Linked DNA regions of Homo sapiens: region 1 is linked to region 2. Evidence: read pairs that join two places in POLR2A ChIA-PET (ENCODE). Cell type or tissue: Panc1. All regions are shown on one strand. Each heading gives the region's core, and the rest is flanking DNA. Links, peaks and the distances in the headings are about the cores only. Region 1 overlaps ARHGAP33 (Rho GTPase activating protein 33). Region 2 holds the start of KIRREL2 (kirre like nephrin family adhesion molecule 2).

Region 1 (2,894 bases), core at 256-2,755, 72 kb before region 2:
AGGGAGTGTACAGTTTTGAATAAAGTGGGTGAGGAAGACTGCACTAAGAAGGCAATATTTGAGTCAAGACCTGCAGAGGATGAGGGAGGGCCCCAGGTGCGCACGTGGGGAGTGACAGGCTGAGGGAACGGCAGGTGCAGACATCTGGGCCTGGGCCGGTGCCTGGTGTGTTGGAGGAGCTGCAGGGAGGCCGGTGTGGCTGGAGCTGAGTGAGTGAGGGGCTGAGGGAGAGGAGATGATGAGGTCAGAGAGGTGACGGGGACCAGACAGAGGGGTGACTCACAGGTCATGGGTCACAGTGAGGACTTTGCTCTTGCCTGGAGCGAGGTGCAGCCAGGGCAGGGCTCTGAGCCAGGCGGGCCCTGATGGAACTCAGGTGGTCTCAGGCTCCCTCTGGCTGCAGGTGGGAGCATACTTTAGGGTGGGGACCGGAAGGAGGCTCTGGGATGTCCAGGCTGGGGGAGATGGAGGCTGGGCCAGATGGGGGGCAGTGGAGGGGGTGACAGATTGATTGTGGGAGTTAAAGAGGGGGGCTCAGGGCAACCCCAAGGTGTTTGGCCAGAGCCACAGGAAGAACCACACTGAGATGGGGAAGGCAGGAGGGGCGGGTCTGGGGGAAGGTTGAGAGCCCAGCGAGGCGTGATCAGTTTGAGGTCAGAGGTGTTGAATAGACAGTCACTGCCTCCCCTGGCTCCCCTCATTGCCCTGCCAGAACCTGCTGGCTGGGCTCAAGGCACCCAGCCTCCCTCCCGCTCCTCCCACCCAGGTCCATGGAGCTGGAGTCAGTGGGAATGGGTGGCGCGGCGGCGTTCCGGGAAGTTCGGGTGCAGTCGGTGGTGGTGGAGTTTCTGCTCACCCATGTGGACGTCCTGTTCAGCGACACCTTCACCTCCGCCGGCCTCGACCCTGCAGGTATGCCCTCCCACCCCCTGAGGTCCTGGCTACTGCCCACCACGATCAGGGCTGCAGGGGGAGGGCAGGTGGGCTCCCAGTCCCGTCCCCACCCCACTGAAGCTGGGCCTCCCTCCGGCTCCTTGAGGATCCCGCCCCGGCCTCTCCCTCCCCGCGCCCCCCTCCTTCTCATTTCAGCTCCTCCGCTCAGGATTCCCACCTCTTGGCCCGGACGCCGCTCTTCCTTCACCCCTTGTAGCTCCTGGGGGCGCTTGGGGCCATGGGTCCACCTGGGAGGAGGTGGGAGGTCCCCAGACTTGACCCCGCCCCGGCCCCACCCAGACTCCCCGCCCTGCCCCGGACCCCAGCCCAGTCAGGACTCAGCACGTCGGAGGGCCCTCTGGCCCGAGGTAACTGAAGCCAGAGCCGCTGCCCTCGCTGGCTGCCGGGAGCTGCCTCCTCATCAGCTCGTCCCGCCCCGCCCTCCTCCCACCTGCCTGCTGCCCGCCTGCTCCCGCCTGATCCGCCCCGGCCCCCTGCCTTGCCAGCCCGGGTGGGCATGCTGCGGGGCCGGGGCTTGGGCTGTGGCGCTTGGCTTTGCCTGTGGCCTTGGGCGGCCCCAGAGCTGACAGCTGCCCCCTTTCCACACTCCCCAGGCCGCTGCCTGCTCCCCAGGCCCAAGTCCCTTGCGGGCAGCTGCCCCTCCACCCGCCTGCTGACGCTGGAGGAAGCCCAGGCACGCACCCAGGGCCGGCTGGGGACGCCCACGGAGCCCACAACTCCCAAGGCCCCGGCCTCACCTGCGGAAAGGTGAGTGGGATGCTGGGGGTGGCGAGGGGCAGGTGGAGGCCTGGTTCCTCAGACGGCCTCCTGTTTCTCCCCCAAACCGCAGGAGGAAAGGGGAGAGAGGGGAGAAGCAGCGGAAGCCAGGGGGCAGCAGCTGGAAGACGTTCTTTGCACTGGGCCGGGGCCCCAGTGTCCCTCGAAAGAAGCCCCTGCCCTGGCTGGGGGGCACCCGTGCCCCACCGCAGCCTTCAGGTGAGAGGCTGAGCCATGGGCTGGTGGGCAGCGATGGTCGCTGGAGTGCCCTCCTACCTCTCCCTCTCCTGCAGGCAGCAGACCCGACACCGTCACACTGAGATCTGCCAAGAGCGAGGAGTCTCTGTCATCGCAGGCCAGCGGGGCTGGTGAGCAAGGCGGGCAATTGGGGGGCGCTACCTGTGCCCATGTGGAGCCGGGAGGAATTGGGGCCCTGGTTTGGCCTCCAAATTTTATACTTCACATTTGGGGGCCCTGGGGCTTTTGAAAAATTTAACCTGGCCTTTATGTACAATGAGTTGGATACAGTATCACCTTTGGTTCATCACACACTGAACTTAACTTACTCATTGGTCCATGACGGGCCCTTTAAAAGTCTTTATTATTCCTGTTGAACATTTTAAAATAATATCATGGACACCCATGAACCCAGCAGCCAGAACTAGAGCAGCCCCATTCCTTCTCCCCTTCGAGTTCCTCCCCACTGGAGGCATCCTCTCAATTTGCAGACTACCCTGCCCTTGCTTTCCAGGTCTGATCATACACAGGTGTGTGTGTAAGGATCATACTGCTCAGTTCTAGCCATTTTGGAAACTTGATTTAAAGGGCGTTGTAAGAAAGGGATGCCGCACTGTATGGGGAGCTTGGCTTTTTCTCCATCGCTACCTCACAGCCCGCCGCGCTGCTGGGTGCTGCTCTCCGACCTCTGCGGGGGGCTGCTTATCCACCCCACCCAGCCGTGCCTCTGGGGGCTCTTCTGAGCCACCGCGCCATCCTCACACTCCTGGGGTACTGCCCTCCCACATACCCAGGAGCCCAGGTGCTGTCCTGCTGGCTCAGCAGCTGTATGTGAATCTGTTGGTCTCGTGCTCACAGCCTGTGGGGCAGCCACAGGGCCTTCGTGCTTTGGGCCGGAAGTGTCCTCTTCATGGTCTCCACTGTCAATCTGAACAGCTCTTCCTGGC
Region 2 (2,892 bases), core at 1-2,500:
CCAGCAAAGGCCTGAACCACCAGTCCCTTATAACCCTGTAAGTCCAACCCCCACTCCCAACCCCACTCCCCCATTTAGGGACACGGAGTCTGAGCCTAAGAACAGTGGAGAATCTGAATGTGGACCCTCCAGTTCTTACAGGTCCAGGAATGTCAGATCAGGGTCCCAGCCCCCCAGCCCTCCTTCAGGCTGCTCGGGGTCCCTCCCACCTGCTCGGCCAGCTGCGCAGCGTGGGAACGCCCCAGCTGGGCTGCATGGAGCCGTCAGGACAAGCTGCGCGGTTCCCAGCCTCCCTGCCTGCCCCGGCCCGGCACCGCCGCCTCCCAGCCGTCGCCGGGCAACCAGGCCGAGGGGCCCGGCCGGCCGAGTGGGGAGAGGGGTTGGGCTGGGACTGCGGGGTCCTGGGAAAGGAGGGGCCGAGGGCCTGGATTCCTGGGTCTTAGGACGTGCTGTAGTTTGCAGCAATAACAAGGGAACAGAGGGATATTTTGAGGAGGGGTTTTGAGGCTGGGGGAGTCGAGGTAGGGGTCCCAACTGTCCCCCAGGTATCGGTGTGCCCTCTTCCCGACACGCAGGCCCGGGGGAGCCCCGGACCCCGCATCCCCCAGGGCGCGGAAACTGGCGAGGCCCCAGGAGCTCCCATTTATAGCTCAGTTTCCACTGAGCGCAGTCCCTCTAGGACCTGGGCTGAGCAAGTTTCTTCCACTCTCTCCCTTCCCTCCTCCTCACCCCTTGCCTGCCCCTCAACCCCGGCAGGGCGCAGGTGTCCAACCCAGCCGGGACCCCCTCCCTCCTCGAACCCAGGTGTTCCGGCTCCCAGACCCCAATTGAGCTGGGGGCGCCCACCCGCCGGGGGATCCCGCCCTGCGTCCCCCATTCATCCGCGTCTCAGCCGCGGGAGTTTCTCAACGGGAAGAGGGCGGAGCTCCCGGGGGGCGGACCCGGGCGGGGCGAGCGGGATCGGGCCCTCTTGGGGTCTCCCAGAGACCCAGGCCGCGGAACTGGCAGGCGTTTCAGAGCGTCAGAGGCTGCGGATGAGCAGACTTGGAGGACTCCAGGCCAGAGACTAGGCTGGGCGAAGAGTCGAGCGTGAAGGGGGCTCCGGGCCAGGGTGACAGGAGGCGTGCTTGAGAGGAAGAAGTTGACGGGAAGGCCAGTGCGACGGCAAATCTCGTGAACCTTGGGGGACGAATGCTCAGGATGCGGGTCCCCGCCCTCCTCGTCCTCCTCTTCTGCTTCAGAGGGAGAGCAGGTACCGCACGAGGGGAGCGGAGGAATATGGGGTGGGGGTGGGGAGTTGCTTGCGGGCTGCCTCTTCACTAGCGAGAAGGGAGCTGGGGGCTGGGACTCCTGGGTCCTGAATGAGGAGGCCCCTGAAGGTGCTAAGCTCAGCCCTGCTGCCCCGAACTCTCCTAGGCCCGTCGCCCCATTTCCTGCAACAGCCAGAGGACCTGGTGGTGCTGCTGGGGGAGGAAGCCCGGCTGCCGTGTGCTCTGGGCGCCTACTGGGGGCTAGTTCAGTGGACTAAGAGTGGGCTGGCCCTAGGGGGCCAAAGGGACCTACCAGGTAAGAGTGTTCTCTCCACGCTGGGACGGGCTGGCTAGGGGGAGAGTTGCTGGGCTCGGCTGTACCTGCAGTTTCTATTTTGACATTTTCAAGTTTGGGAAATTGATGGGCTCGGGTAAACATTTAGGAGTCCTGATTTTTGAGCTGCTTCTTTGGGGGTGACCCACGGAGTTTGGGAATTATTATGTTATTGCAAAATAGTACATAGGCCAGGTGCAGTGGCTCACGCCTGTAATCCCAACGCTTTGGGAGGTTGAGGCCAGAGGATCGCTTGAAACCAGGAGTTTGAGACCAGCCTGGGCAACATAACAAGACCTTATCTCTACACAAATGTATATATATATTTTAAACAAATTAGCCGGGTATGGTGGTGTGCATCTATAGTCCCAGTTACTCAGGAGGCTTAGGTGGTAGGATTGCTTGAGCCTAGGAGTTCAAGGCTGCAGTGAGCCATGATCAAGCCACTGCACTTCAGGCAATGGTGAGACCCTGTCTCAAAAAAAAAAAAAAAAGAGAACATAAATGCAAAAAAGTACAGTAAATATAAATGGAAGATTTACCAAATAAAATAGACACACACAGCCAATACCCAAGTCCATTGCTAGCTCCCCAGAAGACCCCGTGTTCCTTTCCCCTATCATAGCCCCCTCCCCCTCACTCCAGAAGTAGTATCTAACCTAATTTTTATGGCAATCATTTTCTTGCTTTCCTTCCTGACTTTATTACCCCTAAGTTTGCAGTGACTCTGGGTTGGGAGGGAGTTAGAGTCTCTCTGGGCCCAGTACACACTTTTTAATAGTGTCTTACCACCAAATGTGTGGGCCAGTTTTCTGGTGGAGGATGTCTGGGGATGGAGGCCTGAGGCCAGGATTTCAGAACCATGGTGTGCTGACTGCCTTCTCCCTGACTCCAGGGTGGTCCCGGTACTGGATATCAGGGAATGCAGCCAATGGCCAGCATGACCTCCACATTAGGCCCGTGGAGCTAGAGGATGAAGCATCATATGAATGTCAGGCTACACAAGCAGGCCTCCGCTCCAGACCAGCCCAACTGCACGTGCTGGGTAAGGACCTCGCCCACTTGTCCCCTGGGAGCCCAAGAGGGCAGCCCGTACTAGCTGTGAGTAGCAGAGCCCAGGGAGCCCAGGGGCATGGTCAATTGGAGCTGAGAAGATCAGGATCCATCTCTGACCCCAAATCCACCTTGCAGTCCCCCCAGAAGCCCCCCAGGTGCTGGGCGGCCCCTCTGTGTCTCTGGTTGCTGGAGTTCCTGCGAACCTGACATGTCGGAGCCGTGGGGATGCCCGCCCTACCCCTGAATTGCTGT

Evidence for each region. ChIA-PET counts read pairs that join two places held together with the same protein. Peaks named below come from ENCODE experiments on the same cell type or tissue, not always from the same donor. Only the 100,000 strongest peaks of a DNase experiment are listed, where the experiment ranks them.
Region 1: POLR2A ChIA-PET joins it to region 2 with 15 read pairs; 4 of 35 experiments call an interaction of 5 or more read pairs at or near these places.

The regions. Positions count from the first base shown.
Region 1 is chr19:35,783,406-35,786,299 of GRCh38, forward strand. ARHGAP33 (Rho GTPase activating protein 33) reads left to right here. Exons shown (of 21, transcript NM_001366178.1): 16 at 767-912; 17 at 1,548-1,701; 18 at 1,784-1,929; 19 at 2,004-2,078. Among named protein-coding and RNA genes, the nearest start is that of ARHGAP33, 9.3 kb to the left of the region's middle. RefSeq lists an enhancer at 775-1,593. In Panc1, for the core only: no CTCF peak of the experiment used is centred there; no DNase peak of the experiment used is centred there.
Region 2 is chr19:35,855,929-35,858,820 of GRCh38, forward strand. It overlaps KIRREL2 (kirre like nephrin family adhesion molecule 2), which reads left to right and starts at 983. Exons shown (of 15, transcript NM_199180.4): 1 at 983-1,252; 2 at 1,417-1,566; 3 at 2,480-2,629; 4 at 2,776-2,892. The coding sequence starts at 1,192. In Panc1, for the core only: no CTCF peak of the experiment used is centred there; no DNase peak of the experiment used is centred there; H3K4me3 peaks cover 1,854 bases; H3K27ac peaks cover 700 bases.